Regions from separate parts of the Homo sapiens genome. Here regions 1 and 3 are each linked to region 2. The links are chromatin contacts, found by Hi-C or POLR2A ChIA-PET in ENCODE. All regions are on one chromosome and are shown on one strand. Each heading gives the region's core, a stretch centred on a gene start or an enhancer-like site at or near the end of the contact. The rest is flanking DNA. Distances are from core to core; before and after follow the strand shown.

The links. A loop is a pair of places that touch in the nucleus more often than their neighbours do. ChIA-PET counts read pairs that join two places held with the same protein, here RNA polymerase II (POLR2A). Pooled maps may share reads with other maps.
Region 1: a pooled map shows a loop between it and region 2 (5-fold over the local background). The contact joins the promoter of CEBPZ here to the enhancer-like site in region 2. A Hi-C loop is called at or near these places in 5 of 50 pooled maps. POLR2A ChIA-PET finds 5 or more read pairs at or near these places in 2 of 52 experiments (GM12878 and H1).
Region 3: a pooled map shows a loop between it and region 2 (2.3-fold over the local background). The contact joins two enhancer-like sites. A Hi-C loop is called at or near these places in 2 of 50 pooled maps. POLR2A ChIA-PET finds 5 or more read pairs at or near these places in 2 of 52 experiments (Caco-2 and activated CD4-positive, alpha-beta T cell).

Annotation. Positions count from the first base shown.
Region 1 is chr2:37,229,401-37,232,850 of GRCh38, reverse strand. CEBPZ (CCAAT enhancer binding protein zeta) reads left to right here and starts at 1,255. Exons shown (of 16, transcript NM_005760.3): 1 at 1,255-1,439. The coding sequence starts at 1,284. NDUFAF7 (NADH:ubiquinone oxidoreductase complex assembly factor 7) reads right to left here and starts at 1,193. Exons shown (of 10, transcript NM_144736.5): 1 at 1,091-1,193; 2 at 585-745. The coding sequence starts at 1,145. RefSeq lists enhancers at 1,304-1,753, 711-1,910.
Region 2 is chr2:37,534,882-37,538,518 of GRCh38, reverse strand. No RefSeq gene overlaps it. Among named protein-coding and RNA genes, the nearest start is that of LINC03063, 26 kb to the left of the region's middle. RefSeq lists an enhancer at 2,069-2,308. Within about 2 kb of position 2,203, at least 15 of the 41 ENCODE cell types and tissues checked have a DNase peak (open chromatin) inside an H3K27ac peak, as active enhancers do; they include GM12878, where a contact is called at or near this core.
Region 3 is chr2:37,849,975-37,853,291 of GRCh38, reverse strand. The region is part of intron 2 of PIRAT1 (PU.1 (SPI1) induced regulator of S100A8 and S100A9 alarmin transcription 1); the gene reads left to right. Among named protein-coding and RNA genes, the nearest start is that of PIRAT1, 24 kb to the left of the region's middle. Within about 2 kb of position 1,276, at least 6 of the 41 ENCODE cell types and tissues checked have a DNase peak (open chromatin) inside an H3K27ac peak, as active enhancers do.

The DNA.
Region 1 (3,450 bases), core at 6-2,505, 300 kb after region 2:
AGAACAGACAAGGAAACGTGGGTCAGAAAGCTGTGACTGTGCCTAATCCTAGAACAGTGAAGACGACCCAGACTGCATTCTCAACTGCACATGTGAGAAAACCCAGCACATGTCTCCAATGCCAGCTGAAGCCATTCCAACACAGACGACTTTCCAGGCAGTAATTCCTATTTCCAGCTGCCTGTTGGAGATTTCTACCTAAGAGTCCCACACACTTCAAATTCATATACCAGCCTGAACTCTCCATCCTTCCTCCCGTATTCCTTCTCCCAAAGCAATGAATCCACACCACCCACCATCAGCCAAGTAGGAAAGTCATCCTTCCCGCATCATAAATCCAATCAGCTACATTCTGTCTCCTAAACACCCTTGGACCGTGTCCTCTCCTCTTTACTGGCACTGCCTCTGACGTGAGCCAGCCCTGACCAACTGACAAATTATCTGTCCCCAGGTCCTCAGAAATGGCTCTTCCCCTGGCAGGCACCCCCACTGCCTGGGCTGAGAACCTTCGGGCTTCTCCCTCCTGGCTTGCACCTCGCAAATCGGCTAGAGAGGGCCTAGTCCTCGGGCTACCCGACCCATACCTTGGCTGGATTAGTCAACACCTCCTTCATGTACTCGGCCACAGTGATGGGACCAGTAGACTTTATTTTGTACATAAGATGCCGCAGCATCGGCGTCACCGGGTTTTCTGCAGGCTCATTCCCGGAGCTGAAGTATTTCCCTCTCCAAATAAAAGGAATGGCTGCGAAAAACACAAATTAAACAGACCCCATGATAAATCTGACCATTCACGAGCGCAAGCCGCCTGAGCGTTTTCAAAACAGCTTCGTGAACCCTTAACCTCGCCCCACCGCAGACCGCGGGCTACTGTGCTTAGCACGCCCACGGGGCGCAGAGACAGCACCCACTTGCCCACGACTACGCAGCCCTATTGCGTTTGTACCGGACCCGTTTCCAGCCCAGGGTACCTTCAAGGTGGAAGTGAGCCCCCGAGCCCTTGATCCCCCGGTACCCTCAACTGAAGAGCTGAGGAAGGCGCCCCACGCGGCTTCCACGGCAACCGGGCTTCGAGGGGACTGACGCTTACCTGCGCGCGCCACGGCACACAACGGCCCCAAACCTGACCTCAGCAGTACACTCATGCTGAAATTCGCAGGCTAGCTCGCTCCGCCAGGAGCTGGGGCTTAGACCATTTCCGGGAGAAGACACGCCCCGACAGGAATTACGCCACTGGCAGAGCGGAAATAGGCTGAGTTTCACGCGCGTATGCTTTGCCCGCCATGGCCGCAGTCAAGGAGCCTTTGGAGTTCCATGCCAAGCGGCCTTGGCGCCCCGAGGAGGCAGTAGAAGATCCGGACGAGGAGGATGAGGATAATACTAGTGAAGCCGAGAATGGGTTCTCCCTGGAGGAAGTGTTACGGCTCGGAGGCACCAAGGTAACGGCCGCGGGCTCCGGGGAACGGGATCAGGCGTGGAGAGTTCCGAAGGTGGCTAGGCTGACTGCCCCGCCGCTTCCGCGCTGCGTAGAGCGCGGGCGTCCAGGACCGAGATCCCAGCCTCTGAAGCATGTGTTCGGTGCGCTTCCCACGCCGGTTTCCACTGCTGTTTACAAAAGAAAAGTTTCGAATTGAACGTTGTATTCTCTGGCTATTCTTAGGATGTAGGCGATCTTCTGATTTTATTGACGTGGTATAACCATCACACCATCAGGTCGGAGAGTGGCTTTTCTTGGTCCTGACCTTGTGGTATGAGTGTTTTGAACACCAGTGGTATTGGAATTTTCATTTCTGTTCTCATAGAGTACATGCACGTGTCACTGTATGCCCCAGAAGCCCTCTTTTTTGGAGCATCCTAATTAAGGGAGAGAAACAGTAAACAAACTTTTAAACACATAGTACAGCAGACGCGGGGTAGTGCTATAAAAGAAAATAAAACAAGGAAGGACGATAAGGAGTGGGAGCGCGTTAGTATTAAATGAGATGATCGACAAACACATCACGGAAATGTTTGAGCAGAATCCTAAAGGACAGGAAGGAGTGAGCTGCCATTCCAGTCAGTTGGAACAGCAAATGCAAAGACAGGCAGAAGAGTGCCTAACCTATTCCATGAGCAGCCAAAATGCCAGTGTAGCAGAGGCAGAGTGAGTTAAGGGGAGAATAGTAAGAAAGGAGGGCCGAGGGGTCAGAGGGCAGGCTTTTGCTCTGAGTTTGATGCAAAACCACTGGAAGATTTTAAGCAGATAAGGAACAGAAATTAACTTTGTTTTTAATATTATTTTGTTTGGAGACTGGACTTTCAAGGTGGAGGAGTTAGTTAGAGATAGGCAGATTCACAGTTTGCTCTGTGCTTGTGTATATTTAAGTTTTGAATAGGTAATATATACACATGAAACACGTGGTGCAAACTTTAAAAGATACATAGTGAAGTCAAATTGTTTCCACTTTTATCTCAGCCATAACCATTGCCCTGATAGGAAGCAATTATTTTTACAACTGCATTTTATATCTTTCAGGGATACTATATACCTTTTCAAGCATATACATACTCATTTATGTGTATGAAATACGGGTGTATCTTTTTTACATAAATGGTACCATATATATACACCTATCTCTACATTTTGCTTTCTTTTCTGTCTTAGAAATCCTTCTATATCAGTGCATAACGTTCTGTGTCATTGCTATGGCTGCATAAATCATTTTGTCTGTCTTAATTTATCTAACCAGCCATTTATTGTGAATATTTAAATTATTGCCAGTCTTTCACTATTTTAAATAATACTACAGTTAATAACCTTAATCGTGTTTTTCCCCCACTTTTGTAAGTGTATATGTAGTATAAATTTGTAGAAATGAGCCAGGCACAGTGGCTCACACCCATAATCCCAGCACTTTGGGAGTCAGAGGTGGGAGGATACCTTGAGTCCAGGAGTTTGAGACCAGCCTGGGCAACATAAGGAGACCTCATCTCAAAAAAAAATTTTTTTTTTAAATAGCTGGGCGTGTAGTGCCAGCTACAGGCTGAGGTTGGAGGATCACTTCAGCCTGGGAGGTTGAGGCTGCAGTTCAGCCATGGTCATGCCACTGTACTCAAGCCTGGACAACAGAGCGAGACCATGTCTCAATCAGTTAGTTAATTTTTAGAAATGAAGCTGCTGGGCCAACAGATGTGTGCCTTGTATTAAATAGTTGTGATTGGAGTTGACAAATTGTCCTCCATGGAGGTTGTGTCAGTTTACACTCACATCAACCATGTATGAAAGTGCCGTTTCCGCCACCCCTTCCCCAGCATCACCTGTCATTGTATCTTGCTCATCTTGCAGTGTATCTTTGCTCATCTGATAAATTAAAAGATGGATGTATCATTGTGGTTTTAATGTGGATTTGTCTAAACCTCAGTGAGGTTGAACATCTTTTCATATTCTTAAAGAACCCTTTTTTTCTATGA
Region 2 (3,637 bases), core at 954-3,453:
AAAACCACCAGAGAAAAGATGGTATCCACACTATCCAGGGGAAAAGAAAAACAACATTTTCCCTTTTATTGTAGTCTTCCCTCTTCACATAAGAGCTGAGCTATTGTAGCCTAGAAGAGGAAGGCAGAGGAGGTGGCCCTGACAGAGATTGGGCCAATGCTGGAATGCCACGAGGAGGGAGTGAGCAGAGCATGGCCCCATACCCAGGCCAGCCCTAGGAACCATGGGCAAAGCCTGCACTGGGAGGAGGCAGCGAGGGGAGACTTTCACAGGACTGAGATTGGAGCTTTTACAAAATATAACTGGAAAGTTACAGAATTTGCCTAAGATATCATCAAATGATGGGAAAAGAAATTCAGTGGAGTATGGATGAAGTCAGTGCCAGAACAAAATCATTTTGTATTTATATTCCATTGAGGGGCGATTTCTCAATCAACCAGTTATAAAGCCACATCTTGTTTTGCTTTGATATTTCAAGGAGAATATAGGAAAATACTAAGGCTGATGAGGACCAATTCCAAGTGGCTCCATGATAATTCATTTTCCCCTGTACAATTCTTGAAATTAACTAGATATCTATTGTGTTCCAAGATACTCTTAAACGAGGCCCCGAACACCTACAGTTTGAAACAGCATCTGTACAGCTCCTAGCACCAACTCAGCATAGTTGTTTTACTGCCAAAAATACTCCGCTTAAAGAACGTGAAGCAGAGTGGAGAAAACTCTTTATACTTCAGGACAACTTTGGGTTCTCCTAATAGCAATTGTTTGATATCAAAAGTTCTGATTTTTCAACTAATCTAAATACTAAATATTCCATGCTCCACCAGTGCTATCTTTTATATATCATACCATTCTACATTTTGAGTCCTTTGTCTCAATTGTTTTCTCTGCCTTCAGAGTCTGCCTTCGCATTCTGTATGGAGCTCTCTGAGTCTTCTTTCAAGACTATATCAAATGGTATCATCAGCCCCAATCTCTCGTCTGGCTAGTTGTTTCCACAGGCCTTTCCCAATACCTCTGTTAGCACTTAACCCACCACTGCATATCACTCTATCTGGTTCTCTTTTTTTTTTTTCTTTTTGGTGATTTTTATAAAGACAGGGTCTCACTCTGTCGCTCAGGCTGGAGTGCAGTAGTGCAATCGTAGCTCACTGCAGCCTCGACCTCCCAAACTCAGCCAATCCTCCCACCTCAGCCTCCCAAGTAGCTGGGACTACAGGCAGATGCCCCTTTCTATATTTTGACTGTGAGCTCTACTGGTTAGGGCTTTTTTATTACAAGTCACAGAAATTCAATTCAAAACAGCTTAAGCGAAAAAAAATTATAAACAAATAAATGGAGGAAGTTGTTATTGATTCACATACCTGGGAAGGATGGGGGCAAATGTGGCCTAGGGAACACCAGAATTCATGGACTCAAGCCATCTTCTCAGGTCTCCTACTCCATCTGTCTCTCATCTTGTTTTTCTCTGCTCAGCTTCATTGTCTGCTATGCAAACAGGCTTTCAAAGGATGCAATCACCTGCAGATTGAAAAGCCCATCCTTGCAGTTCAAGATGCAAGAAAAGGAGAATATTTTTCTCTTTCCTAGTGTTCTTTCTAAAATCCCACAGAAGGACTCGGCTTGGCCTGCTTAAATCACATCCCCATCCCTGGACCATTCACTGCAGACAGGAAGTTAGGACTAAAATAATTGGCCTAAGTCCAAATCAGAAAGTTTTCAACGCATCATTTTGTACTTCCAGGAATCTTTTTTCTATTTTCTTCCTAAGGATATTTTAACCAGGCTATTGAGGAAAGTTGTACATAAAAATCTAAAAATGCAAAATAAAATCCACTAGTCAAACTATTCATGGTAACACTTGCTACTGTCTAAACATGGACAAAATTTACATCTAAGATTTCTGGTTCTGGCAATACAGCATAGTAGGGATCCTGACATACAAGGGTGCTAGATAATATATATTTTCTATAAAATAATTTTTTAAAGTTTATTCCAAATTGTTACACAAATCTGTAAGAATGAAAGGAAAATTCACTAAGATCAGGAACAACAGACCAGATAGACAATTGAGAATTGAAACTATGGGCAGTCTGGGTAGGTGTATGAATCCAGAGGAATTAGGTCTTTGGCCTGTAGAGGGCGCTGAAAAAAAAAAACAGCCTTCAAACAGGGCAGGAAGAGGCGCCATAAGTAAGATTACTATATACAAAAAGTGAGACCCAGGAAGAAATATGCCTTCAGAGAAAGGTGGAACAAGGTGGAAGACCCCTTCATGCACAAGCAGACAATAAGGAATATTGCCTAGGACCTGGAGGTGAGGGGAGTTTTGTTTTGTTTTGTTTTTGAGACGGAGTCTCGCTCTGTCGCCTGTGCCGGAGTGCAGTGGTGCAATCTCGGCTCACTGCAAGCTCCGCCTCCCGGATTCACGCCATTCTCCTGCCTCAGCCTCCGGAGTAGATGCGACTACAGGCACCTGCCACTGCGCCCGGCTAATTTTTTGTATTTTTAGTAGAGACGGGGTTTCACAACGTTAGCAAGGATAGTCTCGATCTCCTGACCTCGTGATCCGCCCGCCTCGGCTTCCCAAAGTGCTGGGATTACAGACGTGAGCCACCGCGCCCGGCCGGTTTTGTTTTTTTTTTTTTTTGTCCCCAGTGAATACATGGACACAAGCCAGCCTTCATATACATGTTAGATCTATACTATTTGCAATAATTCTGAAAATTAAAAATAGAGACGTACAATTTAAGATGGACCATGCTTTAATGCCTAATTTAAAATGGACTCAGATTTAATGCCCATAGGTACCTTGCAGAAGCAACAAAAATCCTTCCTAGAAGAATGTATGCCCAAATCCAGCCTCAAAAATTTCCCACTGATAGAATTACAGCCAATATGAGCTTACAATAAAAAATCACAAAACAGAAATAGAAGTAAGACACCATGAGTAAGAGTCAGAGAAAAATAAAACAGGATGAGATATGCAAATTCATTACCTAGTAGAATTATAATACAACATATAAATATGGTTTTAATATTTTAAAAAATAAGAGGGAATTAAAAATATAATGAGAAAAAGCTTCAATACATATCCATACACAGAAGGAATTTCCTGCTTTCTATCATATTTATTACTTCCTTAAAAATGTAATAAATTTGGCTAAACATTATCTTGCTTTATAATAAATTAACGTGAAACAGAATATTGATTTATCTTTTTCTTATAAGATAGAAACTATAGTGACCTACAGCAGTTTAATCTTGACATGATATTTGTCATCTACATGATAAATATATAATTTATTGTTTGGTATACTTTATAAAATATGAAATACAATAAATTTATCACTGTATTGTAATAAAAATGAAATATAACTTTTTATAACATAAAGTAAGTCCAAATTGGTTAATTTATTTAACAAAGGGAACTACCTTTGGCAATTAGGGCAAATGGAAGATGTGTTTCATAAATTGAATAAACTAAATGTTTTCATTCTATATTTCTAAAACATGTGAGAAGTCAAAAGCATTTGAAAAAATACTATATTGGTAAAATTGTATTGAAATGAACAATATTTCTATTTTCCAACACTTTCTAAACATATTGGATTAAAAGGAATGCCTTTAAGAG
Region 3 (3,317 bases), core at 27-2,526, 320 kb before region 2:
ATGCAGTTTCTCAGTCGGCAGGTCTGGCGTGGGCCTGCGGCTTTGCATCAGAAATGTAATGCTGTGGGTCCTGGCTCACTTTGAGGAGCAAAGATCTGCTCTTCAGAGGCAGGTTTGGGTTTTTTGTTTGTCTGTTTGTTTGCGTTTTAGAGATGGAGGTCTCGCTCTGTCACCCAGGCTGAAGGGCAGTGGCATGATCTCAGATCACTGTAGCCTCGACCTCCTGGGCTCAAGCGATCCTCCTGCCTCAGCCTCCTGAGTGGCTGGGGTCACAGACATGTGCCACCACACCTGGCTAACTTTTTAAAAAAATTTTTGTAGAGACAAGTTCTCACTATGTTGGCCAGGCTGGCCTTGAACTCTTGGGCCTAAGTGATCCTCCCACCTTGGCCTCCCAAAGTGTTGGGATTACAGGCTGGAGCCACTGGACCCCGCCCAAAGGCAGTTTCTACTTGGGTCTCTCTAAGTCAGTCCCACCATGTCCTCTCCCATTGGACATACCTGGAGGATGCTTCTAAAGGGACCAATGCCATGAGAAATGACTTTGCTTACTAAATGGCCTTCTGGATTCAGTGCTTCTGAGAAACCATCTTGGACTAGATGGGGCCTCTTGGGAGCCCAGCCATGGGTGCATAGGGGGCTTTCTGAGCCCTTTCTCTAGATTCCACAAGGGTTCCACATGTCACTGCCTTCACTTCACTGTCACAGAAGTGGCTTTATGGTGCTTTGTCTGTGGAAAGTACTTAGCTCTGGAAAACCACACTTGTTCATGTGAAACCTGACTAATGACAGGAACTGGACATGAGCTGGCCATTGAATTTGCTCAGGATGGTAGGATTTTCACCAGGGAGCATCCCAATGGAATCCATTCGTTTTGCTGGGCCAAAGTCAACAGGAAAATGAGAAAATTTTCCCAAATTAGGGCACAGCCCTTTCCCAATGCTGTTGAGGTGACTGCCCACCACTATGTTTAAATGCAACTTCCTTTTTGTTTTTTCAGTTTGCAGTTACTACTGATACTGCTAAATTATAGTTTGTGTACATGCACGTTTTATTCCACATGTGTAGGTGTCAGACATTTCACTAACCCAACATTTGGTGTATCTGCTGGCACATTGAGACTAAGAACTGGGAGGATACACAGTACAGGGGAATGGTTGACGTTAATTCATAGGTTGCTTTGTTTCTGTCTCAGTAAGGAAACAGGCTGCTATAGTAACACATTTTTGGGGTTTTATCTCATGGGGAAAGCAGAAAATTGCCTGTGTGAATAGCTCCACCCAGTAATTATTCACAGAACTTCAGGTATTGAAACTCACCATTTCTGTGGTTTATATTAATGGCTTCTGTAAAGTTAAAAAAAAATTAAAATACATTTCACTTTCACTCTGCCAAAGCAAGCAAACAGCCACAGGAAGGACCAAACTAAGTAGATAATTTATTTCAGATTCTTTAAATAAGGGAAAAGAACATGCAAGTCAAGGCCCTGGAACCTTCAGGAACAAGATTTACCACATTTAAGTGGTACAAATTTAAAGGCACTGGAAATACAAGAGGGAGAAAACAGAGAGGGGCCTGACCTCGGGTAATGTAACAGGGGCAGCATGGAGATAAGAAACAACTTGACAAGTAAGTTAATTACTAAGCTCACGTCCTGATTAGGACTGCGGAGGAAATAACAGGAAATGTACTAAAGAATAAAACAGGACACCACCTTCTTTGGGTAGGGTGGCCAAGACAGACCTCCCTGAGAAAGTGACATTTAAGCTGTGACCGGTAGGAGGAAAAAGAACAAGAGGGCATGTTCTCTTTCTCTAGCAATGTAGTTAATGTCTACAAAAGGGTAGAATAGATAATTTACTACTTCTCTGGCTAAGCCAACTTCCCACCTACTTCTCGGTGCCAGGGAACTAACATTTAAGGGTTTTGTGCAGGAGCTTTCTTAACCTGCAGTGCTGTGAGATGGGTTGATCTTCAGAATAGGAAGGCAGTTCAGGAGGTTAAAGAATTTGGCCAGGGTTGTACAGAGAGTATAACAGGCAGGCTTGGTTGAGAAATGCGCCACATCAGGAAAAGACAAGCACCGACTGCTTTTATATTTCCAAATAATGAATATCAACAGTTTTGACCAGTGTCTACCTTAGACACACTAGCTGGAGGGGAAAATGTAAAACTGAGTTTTAACAGTATCTCAGGCGCAGTGGCTCACGCCTGTAATCCCAGCACTTTGGGAGGCCGAGGGGGGTGGGTCATTTTAGGTCAGGAGCTGAAGACAAGCCTGGCCAACATGGTGGAACCCCATCTCTAATAAAAATACAAAAATTAGCCAGACGTGGTGGCAGTTGCCTGTAATCCAGCTACTTGGAATGCTGAGGCAGGAGAATTGCTTGAACCCAGGAGGCGGCGATTGCAGTGAGCTAAGATTGCGCCACTGCACTCCAGCCTGGGCAACAGAGCAAGACTCTGTCTCAAAAATTAAATAAATAAATAAAAAATAAAATAAAATAAATAAAAAGGTATCTCAGTGCATCAAATACATTTAGCATGACTCAGTGATTTGTAGTCTTGTCTGATTGTTACAGTGTTGGTCTCATCTCTCTCCATCCTATCTATGTCTTAGGCCTAGCAACACTGATGTTGGTGCCTGGGGCAGGTGATAGAGGAAGGAGTTACCTGTGTGTTTGCCTGTTTGTCAGTGGTGGGCAGATTGTCTTGGCTCAGTCTCCTCTTCTGTTGTTTGACCCACAGAAAATGTGCTACCTCTTGGTTGCATAGGTGGGCTTTCCTCTGGGTTCGTGGATTGGTTCTTTGGCTGGTAGTGGTGAAGGAGGGAACTCACTGAAGCACCTGTCCACCCTCACTGCACATGTGAAGTCCGCCCCTCAGTCCATTTCACCACCGTCTCTTTTCACCATCCTTGATGGATGGGTTTTGGAGTGACCATATCATGATGGCCTAGGTCTCAGCTACTTTCTACACTATTTTCTTGATTGACCTACATGGAGAAAGTTTCTATCTTTGTTCCTCCATTGAGTGGTAAGAAGCCAAGCTGTCTTCCCTGACCCCTCAACCTCCCATTCACCCTTTCTGCTCCACTTTCTCCCATACCCTTGCATCATCAGGCTATCTGTCAGTTCAGTGGTTTAGTGCTCAGCTGAGCCAGGACCTGACTAAGATGGGAGGTTGAGGGAAGTGGTGGTGGTGGTGGGGTGGGGTGGGGCAAGTCAGGAGTCACTGATTGCACAGGAAGGGAACTTTCTATTCTTTTCTCTCATTTCCTTAATAAAGACGAGAGAGAAGTCATCATAAAGGTGCTG